5 separate regions of the Homo sapiens genome follow, and regions 2, 3, 4 and 5 are each linked to region 1. The links are chromatin contacts, found by Hi-C or POLR2A ChIA-PET in ENCODE. All regions are on one chromosome and are shown on one strand. The core of a region is the stretch at or near the end of the contact, and the rest is flanking DNA. Distances in the headings are between cores, read along the strand shown.

Region 1 (2,537 bases), core at 11-2,510:
TACACTTCTCTCCCTAGCTAAAATAGAGTCAAGGAATCTGTGCATTTGGGACATAGGTACACATTGGCCTCATAGAGTTAAAAAGCATTTCCCCAATTGAACTTTCTTTTGATGATTCTAGTAATGATTTTTTTTTTTTTTTTTTTTTTTTTGCCTGTGTAAAAATTCTGCAATTTCTGCAGTTAAGTGACTCCTTAGACTAGATTGCCTTTTAAATGTCATTGGCACTGTGGGCAAAGTAAAACTGATCCCACAGCTCTGTAACTTAATAAAATAGAGCCTGGATATGGGAGTCGTCGCTTCTACTTGTTGAGAAGGGAACTCCCTTTGGCAAGTTACGGTAGCTTAAGGTTTAACAAGAGAAAAGAACTGTTAAATAATCTTTAACTATGTAAAGTTGTGTCCTGGAGCCTGAGGTAGAAATTCCTGTGGGCTGATAGCCAGAACAATTCATTTACTTCATACAACCCCTTGTAGCTTAAACTCACAACCCTCTCTGGGCCCCATCGATTGGCGTCTATTTCTGATCATCCAGAAAATGAGAACATTGTATTTTAGGAGAGGCACCAGGGTGGTGGTGAAGTATCTGGGCACAAGACCAGTGGAAGATATGGTTGGAAAGGCAGGTAAAAGATTTGATTAAGGTTTTAGGTATATTTTATCGAATGGCTGTACCATTGTTTAGCTTACAATCATTTGTCTCTTTACCTTTGATTGAGTCTGTCCTATTTAGAATAAATGTACCTACAGTTGGAGAAAACCAGAAATAGAAAGATTCTTTGTGTACACATTTCATATTTTTGTTTGTCCTTTCAACACACACACACACACACACACACACACACACACACACCCCCGCCCCACACACACACACTCACACAAAAGGGCTGATATCTTTTCCTTTTGATCTCTTCTTACTGTACCTTGACATTCAATAGCTGCTGTTTGAATCTCTGGTTGAAATCATAATTTTGGACTTTACTTGCAGAAATTCTTTGAATTGGGAGGTCCCACTAAAAGCCAATCACTCCACATCTTCACTACTTTGCGTGGGCATGAGGAAACTGGGGAATGTGCTATTTTTTTTTACCATGTGTTTTTCCTTGAATCGGTAATGTTGAAATCTGAAATACAGGGTGGGGAGGATGTACACAGGTCTGAGTTCTCAGAATGAAACCCTCAACAGCACCTGTTTCTTAAATAGTGGTGAAAGTGAAAAAAAGGCAGTGCGGCTGGTAATGAGTGAGGTGAGTAGGAAGGAACAGGCAGGCCCAACTCTCACAGGCAGTAGGCTTCAAGCCTCTGATCTCACTTCTTCGTCTAAGCCTGTTTTCCCATAGTCAGAGGCCCTTTCTTGCTCAGTAGGACATCAAGAATAACATTCAAACTGTGATTTTTCTGTAGAAATAGTAGAAAATATTGGTGCAAAAGCCTTACTCTAGGGGTCTCTTCCACAACAGGCAGGGGGAGTTACCTGCCACCACCCATCCCTTCCTCTAGGGAGCAGGCATCTGGGTACATGGCTTGTACTGAGAGAACAATAGTGAGCATGGAGAGGCCCAGGACCTCTAAACGTGGTTTTAAAAAATATCTTAGGCTGGGCGCGGTGGCTCACACCTGTAATCCCAGCACTTTGGGAGGCCAAGGCAGTTGGATCGCTTGAGCTCAGGAGTTCAAGACCAGCCTGGGCAACGTGGCGAAACCCTGTCTCTACAACAGCAAAAACAAAAAGCTGGGCAAGGTGGCCTGTACCTGTAGTCCCAGCTACTCAGGAGGCTGAGGTGGGAGGATCTCTTGAGGCCAAGAGATTGAGGCTGCAGTGAGCCTTGATCGCACCACTGCATTCCAGCCTGGGCCACAGAGTGAGACCCTGTCTCAAAAAAAAGAAAAGTTTTTAAAAAAATAAAAATAAAAAATATCTTAGAGCAAGTGCTGGACCCCACTCAGCGACTGAAAGTGATTGACCTGTTTTTCCTTCTTGCTTCTCTTGCAGTAGCCATCCCTGCCATTGGGGCTCAGTATTCCATGTTTCCAGCAGCTCCAGCCCCTAAAATGATTGAAGATGGCAAAATCCACACAGTGGAGCACATGATCAGCCCCATTGCTGTGCAGCCAGACCCAGCCAGTGCTGCTGCCGCCGCAGCCGCGGCCGCAGCCGCCGCAGCCGCTGTCATTCCCACTGTGTCGACGCCACCACCTTTCCAGGTAGAGTTCTTATTGCAGGCATTGTCATTTGTGTGTGAAGCCTCTCTTTAACATGGATTCATTTAGTATTCAGCACTGAGAATTTACTGTGTGCCTGGCTCTCTGTTACAGCTATGGTTGGGTGACACAAAGCATTTTGAATTTGAAGCATGACAGAAAAAAAAATTTTTAATTAATTGTACTACCCTAATAATATCATTGTATTAAGGGTGGTAATCAATATGCAAAAATTATGTGTAATTTTTCACAGTGTCATAATATTGTGCATATATTTTTTTAAAATAGCACTGGATAATTTTTAGCTCATATTGTTAAAGAGCTGACACACAAAG
Region 2 (2,537 bases), core at 38-2,537, 130 kb after region 1:
CTGAGCAAAGTAGACTAATCACACTGGGCCCGGAGGACGGCTGGTAACAGAAACCTCAACGTTTATCTGAAGTGACTGCTCATCCCCGGGCACCACGGTGACAGGTGTGATAGAAAGATAAAACCCTAGACTCTGCTGCTCACCTGCCGTTGGGCCTTGGTCAAGCCACTTCTCTCTGAGCTTCAACTGCCCCATCTGTAAGAGGATAACAATTCCGGCCTCAGGGGGTCATCATAGCAACAAATGAGGAACCTGTAAATTAGTGCGAAAACACCCCACTTACTACTACTGTTTTTAAATGATTGTGAGAGTAAAAAGGGCCTTCGTGTTCAGAACCCAATCAGCTTAGAGTGAATTGTAGCACTTGGCAAATACTGCCTTTTCTGCTTGGAAACTTCACTTAAAAAGAAAAAAAAAATGAGGTCAAAGAGCGATTCCTAAAGCAAAAGAAAATTGCTAAACTTTAGACTATTCCTGACCCCAAAGTCCTCCTTCAGACCATGTTTCCCCTTTTTCACTCATATCTAGCCCAACATGCATAAATCCTTGCTTCTACCAGAGGGCCACACAGAGGAATGGACAGACAGGAAGAGTCTTTGCCCAATTAGTTTCACTTCCTCCCTGGCACCCCATGGTCACAGCCCTGGAGAATTGTTTTCTGCGGCGCTGAGGGCTACATTTTCGTTTTAACCAGCGCAAGGTAGGCAAGAGACTTAAGTCAGAGAGCTTGATGATGTAATGAATTTGCCAGCTGCCAACGACACTAGGACCTCATCACATTTCTTTGTTTTCCTTTCTAACCCCAAATCTAGCAGGCATCCCTGTTCTCATTAACAAAGCCTCCTATTAGCACCATTGCTCCCTAACTACCATCGGACCTCACAGGGAGAAGTTCTGTATCGAGAACAGTAGAGCAAAAAGACAGGAGGAAAGCAAGTCCCCAACATCATGCAGCCCACATACTAGCTCTGGATGGCTTACGTACGATGAAATCTCCAAGATGCCTTCCAAAAACCAGATGACCCTGTCCTTTCTGGAACTACCGCCGTCCCTTGTAACTCTGTAAGCTTCATTTCCAACCTCATCCTGCTCTAACTCGAGCACAAACATAAGTCTGTAGAACCACAGTGGCCTTGGGGGCATCATTCTCTTTGCCTTGTCAACATTTCTATTTTATATCCCTCCCTGCTCCTGTCTAGAGGTTGGTACTCAGTCTCCTGAGACTCATCTTATAGATAGAGCTTGATGGACCACGGGGAGAGGGCATCACTCCTGCTACAGTCTGAATGCACACACCTGGGGCCCAGCTGCCCAACCTTCCACCGCTGAAGTTCAAACAGTTGCATCTTAGACAACTCCTCCACTTCTAATCAGCCCAGCATAGAGGGAGTTTGGAGGTGTCAGACACCCATCAATGGCTGAGAGAGAAAGAAATATAGTGAAAGACCTGTTAGCAGTTCTGTTGTGCCCAACAGAACTCTCATTTGTCTTATGTCTAAAAAGCTGGCCATTGACTTTCAACAGGATTTCACTGATGCTATTAGAAAATATTTTACCACTAAATGAAAATAAAGATAAACTGCCTTTCTGAAGATGCAAAAGGTAAGAGATAATACATAAAAATGCAAGTTGATCAAATTTCACTTGATGTTTGATGACCCTCAGTGTCCCAGAACATTGCTTTGGGAATTATTTTCTCCTTTGATCTTGCAGAACAGTGTGAATGGACATAGAGGCCATTTGTATAAAAGAGGAACCTAAGGACGTAGGGGAAAACAAAAGAATCTGTCAGGGATGGGAAAAGCACACCCATTTAAATATGCAGAAACCTTAATGCCAGTGTCTGGCTAGCTATTAAGCAGTAATTCCTTCTCTATCCCTTATCATATCTACCAGTTACTCTGCAAGATTCTTCAGTGTAAAGAGCACTGTAAAATGTATTTTTCAGATTTATCTCGTCTTTTTGCCAGATCAGCCCACCCCATGCATATCTGCCAGCTGCCTCTTACACAATCCCTCAGAGCCCACGGAGCTGCACTGTGGGCCCTCAGATGATCTGATGCAGGTATAGAACCCCTCCCCCACATTCTTTTCTTGCTAGCTTGCCTCCATTACAAACCATCTTCCTCACTCAGATATTTTCAATCCTGGTAGTTTTTGCTTGTTTGTTTGAGACAGGGTTTCACGCTGTCACCCAGGCTGGAGTGCAGTGGTGCAATCATAGCTCACTGCAGCCTTGACCTCCTGGGCTCAAGTGATTCTCCTTCCTCAGCCTCCCAAAGTGCTGGGTTTACAGGCGTGAGCCACTGCACCTGACTTCCCCAGCAGTTTTGACCGTGATCTCATTTGCCTCTTTCTCCTGATTAGGCCAGCATTAGAGCATCCAAGAGGCTGCATAATATGGAATAAACATAGGTCATTAGATTTAAATCAAAATTCTGGCTTTTTACTTCCTAGCGATGCAAGCTTTGTTGAGTTCCTTAACTTTTCTTAGCACTTCTGCTTTTTAAAAAAAGTTGCTATAATACTAAATCGTA
Region 3 (2,537 bases), core at 14-2,513, 100 kb before region 1:
CAGATTGCTTGAACCCAGGGGTTCAAGACCAGCCTGGGCAATGGTGAAACCCTATCTCTACAAAAATTAGCCAGGTGTGGTGGCTTGCACCTGTAGTCCCAGCTACTCAGGAGGATCTCCTGACCCGGAGGCTCAGTCAAGGCTGCAGTGAGCTGAGATGGAGGCACCACACTCCAGTCTTGGAGACAGAGAGAGATGCTGTCTTAAGAAAAAAAAAATAGCTGGGCATGGTGGTGCATCCCTGTAGCCCCAGCTACTTGTGAGGCTGAGGTGGGACGATTGCTTGAGCCTATGAGGTCAAGGCTGCAGTGAGCCATGATTATGCCACTGCACTCCAGCCTGGGCAACAGAGTGAGACCCTGTCTCAAAAATAAATAAATAACATAAAATAAAATTAGTTCATTCATGTGGGCAAAAGTTTCATAGATCTAGTGGTTAGTTACTTTGTCTGTGTGCTCTTTGATGTCTTGCTATTTGCCAAACAAGATAACCTATTTTCAAAACTGAAAAGGCAGGCTGGGCGCAGATCATTTGAGATCAGGAGTTTGAGACCAGCCTGGCCAACATGGTGAAACCCCTCATCTCTACTAAAAATACAAAAACTTAGCCTGGCGTGGTGGCAGCTGTCTGTAATCCCAGCTACTAAGGAGGCTGAGGCAGGAGAATTGCTTGAACCTGGGAGGCAGAAGTTATAGTGAGCTGAGATCATGCCACTGCTTTCTAGCCTGGATGACAGAGCGAGACTCTGTCAACAACAACAATAAAAAAAAAACAAAAACACACACACACACACCAAAAACTGCAAAGGCAGAGAGGTGGATATGAGCCATGACTCAACCAATAACATGGCAGGGAAGCAGACAATTACCTACAAAAGGAGGCCTGTCTACCTAAACGGAAGAGGTCTGGACCTACCATAGAGGAAGAAAAAGAAAATTGTGGGCATCAACAAAGTGTATGTGTCTTTTGGCAGAATAACAGGTCAATAATGGCTTTATGCTTTGTAGGATGGTATTTAATGCTCTAGAAAGCAAAGAGAATACTCCAAGGTTATGAAGCCGAAATTGGTAGCTAATGTCAGCGTTGAACCTTGAGGCAAATTTCATGGGTGATACTTAAATGTCAGCCCTGTAGTTTCCAAGAACAAGGTCTCCAAGCCAGTCATTAGACATGCATCAAAGTTCTGCTGAGGTGGGGCCTCATCCCGGGCTGCACTTTGGGTAAAGCAGGTTGCCCCAAGTGTGTCAGTGGTTGCTGCACCGTGGGCAGACAGAAATAGAATGTCTGACATTCACTTCAGCCATGCTCATTGGTTTCTATGCAGGTGTTGCCTGCCAAGAAGTAGCAGTAGAACAGCCGCATTGCTTTCATAAAGAATGACAAAATTTCTATGTCTGCAAAATAAATGAGTTATTTGAAACTAAGAACAAGGTCAGCAAAATACAAGTGACACCTCAAGCAAAGAATGAAGTGGGCATTGAAATACCATACCAGAGGCTGGGCGCAGTGGCTCACGCCTGTAATCCCAGCACTCTGGGAGGCCAAGGCGGGTGGATCACCTGAGGTCAGGAGTTTGAGACCAGCCTGGCCAACATGGTGAAACCCCATCTCTATGAGGGGGAAAAAAAATATATACGAGGCCAGGTGTGGTGGCTCATGCCTGTAATCCCAGCACTTTGAGAGGTCAAGGTGGGCGGATCATAAGGTCAGGAGTTCAAGACCAACCTGGTCAACATGGTGAAACCCAGTCTCTACTCAAAATACAAAAAGTAGCTGGGGGTGGTGGCAGGCGCTGGTAATCCCAGCTACTCGGTAGACTGAGGCAGGAGAATCGCTTGCCCCGGGAGGTGGAGGTTGCAGTGAGCCGAGATCTCGCCACTGCACTCCAGCCTGGGCGACAGGGCTAGACTCCGTCTGAAAAATACAAAAACAAAAACGAAAAAAAAAAATACAAAAATTAGCCAGACGTGGTGGTGGGCACCTGTAATCCCGGCTACTCAGGAGGCTGAGGCAGGAGAATCGCTTGAACCCGGGAGGCGGAGGTTGCAGTGAGCTGGTATGTGCCACTGCACTCCAGCCTGGGTGACAGAGCAAGGCTCCGTCTCAAAAAAAAAAAAAAAAAAAGAAATACCATACCAGGCTGGTATGAAAAGGTGCTGAACACAAACCAGGCCTTTCAGTCTAGGCATGTCAGTACCCACTGATTTTTGTTCATCTATACCTGTGTAATCAGTGATTCTTGGAATCTTAAAATATTGGAGTTGTAAGGAACCCTAGAGGTCTTAAGAAAATAATGATGATTTACATTTACTGAGGGTTCACTATATGCCAGGCATAAGGAAGTCTTTTACTTGTATTATCAGTTTTACTTGTATAGCCTCATTTGATCTCTTCCATAATCTCTAAAGAAGGGGCTAGGATTCCTATTTTGTCAATAAGAAAACAGACTTAAAAGACAACAGGGAACTCACACAAGGTCATACAGTTCATGCATGGCAGAGCTGGCTCACATACCTACGTCAGTCTGAGGCGAGTTT
Region 4 (2,537 bases), core at 16-2,515, 75 kb before region 1:
GCCTCTTTAAAATGATAGTGAGGGTACAAATCATTTTAGAAATATTTTTACCCAAGAAAGTAATAGTGTGTTTGCTTACATGAGTAAATTCAGTTATTTGGAAAATATCCTATACAAGTGATGTCTACAATTATGAAGCACCAGTGAATGAATTTATCATTCAGAGAAAATATTAAATCAAATAACTACTTTGAAAAAAATATATTATTATTATTTATTTATTTATTTATTTATTTATTTTGAGATGGAGGCTCACTCTGTTGCCCAGGCTGGAGTGCAGTGGCACAATCTCGGCTCACTACAACCTCAGCTTCCCAGATTCAAGCAATTCTCCTGCTTCAGCCTCCCAAGTAGCTGGGCTACAGGCACGCGCCACCACACCTGGCTAATTTTTGTATTTTTAGTAGAGACAGGGTTTCACCATGTTGGCCAGGCTGGTCTCGAACTCCTGACCTCAGGTGATCCGCCCACCTTGGCCTACCAAAGTGCTGGGATTACAGGCGTGAGCCACTGCGCCTGGCCGAAAACATATTATTTTAAATATTCATTGAAGTGTATAACATAAAGGCAGTAAACTGCACGACTGTTAGGTACACAGCTTGATGAATTTTTATATGTGTATGTACCTGTGGAACCACCACCCAGATTAAGGCACAAAATATTTTCAGCATCTCAGTATCGTCGTGCCTCTCCTCCCATTATCCCCTCAACCCAAGGTAACCACCATTCTGACTTGTATCACCATAGATTACCTTTGGCTATTCTTACTTCATTAAGATGGAATCAGACAGTATGTACTCTTTTGTATCTGGCCTCTCACTCAACCCTTTATCGGTGACGCTCATCCACATAGTTTCATGTAGTTATAATTTATCCTGTTGTTGCTGCATAGTATTCCTTTGTAAGAACAGACCACAACGCAGAGCATTTTCAGGAATTAAAAACATGACTATATGAGCTGAAAATCATTCCCTATCTGTGCCAGCTCTTTAAAGTTAAGTGATATCTTAAGGTGGGATGGAAATATTATGACCTGAAAGGGTGGAAGGAAAGAGGTCTGTTTCTGGGAGTGTATTTGCTAAGTGCTCTATGTTGGCTGTTTAACTGCAGTAATTACCCTAGAAGGTGACTGCTGCTGTTTTGTACATGAGGAAACTAAGCATCAGAAAAGTTTTATGACTTTACAGTGAGGCTGAACAAAACGTGAAAATTGTTAGTTACACCAGAGGGCAGTCCCGTCCTGGCAAAGACAATGCCAGAACGCTGTTGAGGCTCCGCCACCTCCGATTTCTGAGGCTCAGGTTTTACGTACTGCAGACTTTTCTTTTCTTTTTGAGATGGGATTTCGCTCTTGTTGCCCAGGCTGGGGTGCAGTGGGGTGATCTCGGCTCACCGCAACCTCCGCCTCCCGGGTTGAAGCTATTCTCCTGCCTCAGCCTCCCAAGTAGCTGGGATTACAGGCATGCGCCACCACGCCTGGCTAATTTGCAGACTTTTCTATCTTCTGTTGGAGAGCTGGCCAGCCATCTGACTTTTTTACTTAGGTCATTTTGTCTCTTTTTCCCTTCAAATTTGTTTTGTTTTAAAAATAAGACTTGCTCTGGACTTTTTTTTTGAGATGGAGTCTCACTCTGTCGCCCAGGCTGGAATGAAGTGGCGCGATCTCGGGTCACTGCAACCTCCGCCTCCCAGGTTCAAGTAATTCCTTGCCTCAGCCTCCCAAGTAGCTGGGATTACAGGTGCACGCCACCACGCCCGGCTAATTTTTGTATTTTTAGTAGAGACGGGGTTTCACCATCTTGGCCAGGCTGGTCTTGAATTCCTGACTTCATGATCCATCCGCCTCGGCCTCCCAAAGTGTTGGGATTACAGGCGTGAGCCACCGCGCCCAGCCGTAACTCTGGAATTTTAAATTTTTGCTTATGAATACTTGTTATTTTCAGACACACATGGTATTAATATATTCAAAAACTTTCATTTAGCAATTTTTGAATTTTTTTTTAAGATCAGGTTTTAGTGTGTATACATAAGGAAATATTTAATCATCATAAGAAAGTTAGGTGAATTTCAAGTGAGAATTACTGAGAAGTTTCCTGGGAGTCAATAATCATGTATTTTAAAGTGGAGTTTATGGACGTGCTTAAGGCCAGGTGTAGTGGCTTATGCCTGTAATCCCAGCACTTTGGAAGGCGGAGACTGGCAGATCACCTGAGGTTAGGAGTTCGAGACCAGCCTGGCCAACATGGTGAAACCGTGTCTCTACTAAAAATATACAAATTTGTCAGATGTGGTGGCGCATGCCTTTGATCCCAGCTACTCGGGAGGCTGAGTCAGGAGAATTGCTTGAACCCGGGAGCTGGAGGTTGCAGCGAGCCAAGATCGCACCACTGCACTCCAGCCTGGGCGACAGAGCAGAATCTGTGTTTTTGGTAGAGATGGGGTTTCACCATATTGGCCAGGCTGGTCTCGAACTTTTGACCTCAAGTGATTCGCCTGCCACAGCCTCCCAAAGTGCTGGGATTATAGGCATGAGCCAC
Region 5 (2,537 bases), core at 12-2,511, 66 kb after region 1:
GGCGCGATCTCGGCTCACCTCAACCTCCGCCTCCCGGGTTCAAGCGATTCTCCTGCCTCAGCCTCCCAAGTAGCTGGGATTACAAGTGCCTGCCACCATGCCCAGCTAATTTTTTGTATTTTTAGTAGAGACGGGGTTTCACCATGTTGTCCAGGCTGGTCACAAACCCCTGACCTCAGGTTATCCACCCACCTCGGCCTCCCAAAGTGCTAGGATTACAGGCGTGAGCCACCAGGCCCAGCCTACTTATTTTATTATTATTACTTCACTCCCTGCAATTGACATGAATTGTTGGCTACGTATCGGTGTACATTTTGCTTTTAGTATACTTTCTCTTAGATCACTAACATTTTATAGCTTGTTACAAGTTCTATAAATTTTTCTTTTTTCTTTTCTTTCTTTCTTTTTTTTTTTTTGATACAGGGTCTCCCTCTGTCACTCAGGCTGAGTGCAGTGGCACAATCATGGCTCATTGCAGCCTCAACCTCCCCAGACTCAGGGGATCCTCCCACCTCAGCATCCCAAGTGGCTGGGACTACAGGCTCGCTCCATCACATCCCACTGATTTTTGTATTTTTTGTAGAGACAAGGCTTTGCCGTGTTGCCCAGACTGGTCTCACACCCCTGGGCTCAAGCAATCTGCCCACTTTGGCCTCTCAAAGTGCTGGAATTACAGGCATGAGCCACCGTGCCTGACCTTAAATTTGCAGGTGTATTCAAGTTAAAATGAGATCATGCTGTATTAGGGTGGGCCTTATTCAATCCTAATTAGGATTATTCAGGATTAGAACACACATTCTCAAATCAGGGAAAAGGCACTACATCTAGGGGACCCGGCAGACCAGAGAAGCACCTTTGGTACAAAAAGTAATATTCCACATGGCGATTGTTTTCATTAGCCAAACGGCAGGAAATGAAGCTTAGTCAATCTTGACTGGTAGAAATATACAGACTTATGAGAAGAGAGAAATTTGAACACATAGACAGATGCACACGTAGGGAAACCCCATGTGGAGACAGAGGCAGAGATTAGAATGTGGAGGAACACCAAGGGTTTCAGGGGTCCCCTAGAAGCTGGAAAAGGCAAGGAGGGATTCTCCCCTAGAATCTTTAGAGAGAACACGTCCCTCCCAACAACTTCATTTTGGATTTCTAGCCTCTAGAACTGTGAGGCAGTATGCTTCGGTTGTTTCAAGCCACCTTGTTTGCGGTACTTGGTTGCTACAGCCCTTGGACAATGTCCACCGTGATGATGGAATGTGAAGATAAATAAGACACAATTCCTGTCATCACAGTGGCCACAATCTAGAAGGCACAGCTGTGGACATTTTTAAATTACAGATTTTTAGTGTGTCATAAGTGTGAATATAAAACTCTGTCCACACTATAGAGACAATGCAAAAAAGGGGGTAACTAACACACTGGAAGTATACAGGAGAAGCTTTGTGAAAAAAGATAATTTTTTTTTTTGACGGAGTCTCGCTGTCACCCAGGCTGGACTGCAATAACCCAATCTTGGCTCACTGCAACCTCTGACTCCCGGGTTCAAGAGATTCTCCTGCCTCAGCCTCCTGAGTAGCTGGGACTACAGGAGTACGCCACCATGCCTGGCTAATTTTTGTATTTTTAGTAGCCTGGGGTTTCGCCATGTTGGCCGGGCTGGTCTTGAACTGCTGACCTCAGCTGATCCACCTGCCTCAGCCTCCCAAAGTGCTGGAATTATAGGCATGAGCCAACGCGCCTGGTCAAAAGATGAATTTTTCCAATTATTTAATTTTTTTTTCTTTTATTATTTTTTTTTAAGAAACAGGGTCTCGCTCTGTCACCCAGGCTGGAGTGCAGTAGTGCCATCATAGCTCACTGTAATCTTGAACTCCTGGGCTCAAGTGATTGGAACCACAGGCATGTGCCGTCGTGCCCAGCTAACTTTTTAAAAGTTTTTTGTAGAGACGAGGTCTCGCTATGTTGCCCAGACTGGTCTTGAACTACTGGCCTCAAGTGATTCTTCCACCTCAGCCTCCCGAAGTGCCGGGATTACAGGCATGAAACTTTGTCTCTTTGTGAACTATCTTTTTATACTGTTTGCTAATTATCCTTGATGGAGTTGTTTACTCTTTTGGATCAGTTTGTAAGTGTTTTGAATATTAGCAGTATTTATGGTATGTTTAAGTCTATCAATTTTCATTTGGCTTTTTCATTGACTTTATTTTTTTTTTAAAGAGAGAGGGTCTCACCATGTTGGCCAGGCTGGTCTCAAACTCCTGGCCTCAAATGATCCTCCCACCTCAGCCTCCCAAATTGCTGGGATTACAGGCGTGAGCCACCAGACCCAACTGACCATTTTTAATTATATCTTTTGTCACATGACATTTTGGGGTTTTATGCAGTCAAATATGTCTATCTCTTTTTTTAATAGCGTCTGGTTTCCAGTATTTGATAAGGGAATCTCCTCTGCCTCTTACATGTAGTTTCCTAGATTTTCTCATAGAATTTATATATTATTATTTTGTTTTTTACATTTAAGTTTTGATCTATCT

Evidence for each region. A loop is a pair of places that touch in the nucleus more often than their neighbours do. ChIA-PET counts read pairs that join two places held with the same protein, here RNA polymerase II (POLR2A). Pooled maps may share reads with other maps.
Region 2: a pooled map shows a loop between it and region 1 (3-fold over the local background). The contact joins the promoter of LINC02265 here to the enhancer-like site in region 1. A Hi-C loop is called at or near these places in 6 of 50 pooled maps. POLR2A ChIA-PET finds 5 or more read pairs at or near these places in 4 of 52 experiments (HEK293, activated CD4-positive, alpha-beta T cell, activated naive CD4-positive, alpha-beta T cell and 1 more).
Region 3: a loop to region 1 is called in a pooled map, with 2.5 times the contacts of the local background. The contact joins two enhancer-like sites. A Hi-C loop is called at or near these places in 1 of 37 single-sample maps with no recorded cell type and 2 of 50 pooled maps. POLR2A ChIA-PET finds 5 or more read pairs at or near these places in 8 of 52 experiments (CD8-positive, alpha-beta T cell, GM10248, GM12878 and 5 more).
Region 4: a map with no recorded cell type shows a loop between it and region 1 (1.9-fold over the local background). The contact joins two enhancer-like sites. A Hi-C loop is called at or near these places in 11 of 37 single-sample maps with no recorded cell type and 12 of 50 pooled maps. POLR2A ChIA-PET finds 5 or more read pairs at or near these places in 9 of 52 experiments (A549, Caco-2, GM12878 and 6 more).
Region 5: a loop to region 1 is called in a pooled map, with 3 times the contacts of the local background. The contact joins two enhancer-like sites. A Hi-C loop is called at or near these places in 1 of 37 single-sample maps with no recorded cell type and 3 of 50 pooled maps. POLR2A ChIA-PET finds 5 or more read pairs at or near these places in 3 of 52 experiments (AG04449, HCT116 and OCI-LY7).

The regions. Positions count from the first base shown.
Region 1 is chr4:40,432,319-40,434,855 of GRCh38, reverse strand. It overlaps RBM47 (RNA binding motif protein 47), which reads left to right. Exons shown (of 7, transcript NM_001098634.2): 6 at 1,994-2,205. Among named protein-coding and RNA genes, the nearest start is that of RBM47-AS1, 7.5 kb to the right of the region's middle. RefSeq lists an enhancer at 868-1,137. Within about 2 kb of position 1,260, at least 4 of the 41 ENCODE cell types and tissues checked have a DNase peak (open chromatin) inside an H3K27ac peak, as active enhancers do; they include GM12878, where a contact is called at or near this core.
Region 2 is chr4:40,305,935-40,308,471 of GRCh38, reverse strand. LINC02265 (long intergenic non-protein coding RNA 2265) reads right to left here and starts at 1,287. Exons shown (of 4, transcript NR_121641.1): 1 at 986-1,287; 2 at 144-195. RefSeq lists enhancers at 118-247, 818-867.
Region 3 is chr4:40,534,959-40,537,495 of GRCh38, reverse strand. The region is part of intron 2 of RBM47 (RNA binding motif protein 47); the gene reads left to right. Among named protein-coding and RNA genes, the nearest start is that of MIR4802, 34 kb to the right of the region's middle. Within about 2 kb of position 1,263, at least 2 of the 41 ENCODE cell types and tissues checked have a DNase peak (open chromatin) inside an H3K27ac peak, as active enhancers do; they include GM12878, where a contact is called at or near this core.
Region 4 is chr4:40,506,864-40,509,400 of GRCh38, reverse strand. All of the region lies in intron 2 of RBM47 (RNA binding motif protein 47), which reads left to right. Among named protein-coding and RNA genes, the nearest start is that of MIR4802, 6.0 kb to the right of the region's middle. Within about 2 kb of position 1,265, at least 3 of the 41 ENCODE cell types and tissues checked have a DNase peak (open chromatin) inside an H3K27ac peak, as active enhancers do.
Region 5 is chr4:40,366,360-40,368,896 of GRCh38, reverse strand. No RefSeq gene overlaps it. Among named protein-coding and RNA genes, the nearest start is that of CHRNA9, 32 kb to the right of the region's middle. Within about 2 kb of position 1,261, at least 3 of the 41 ENCODE cell types and tissues checked have a DNase peak (open chromatin) inside an H3K27ac peak, as active enhancers do.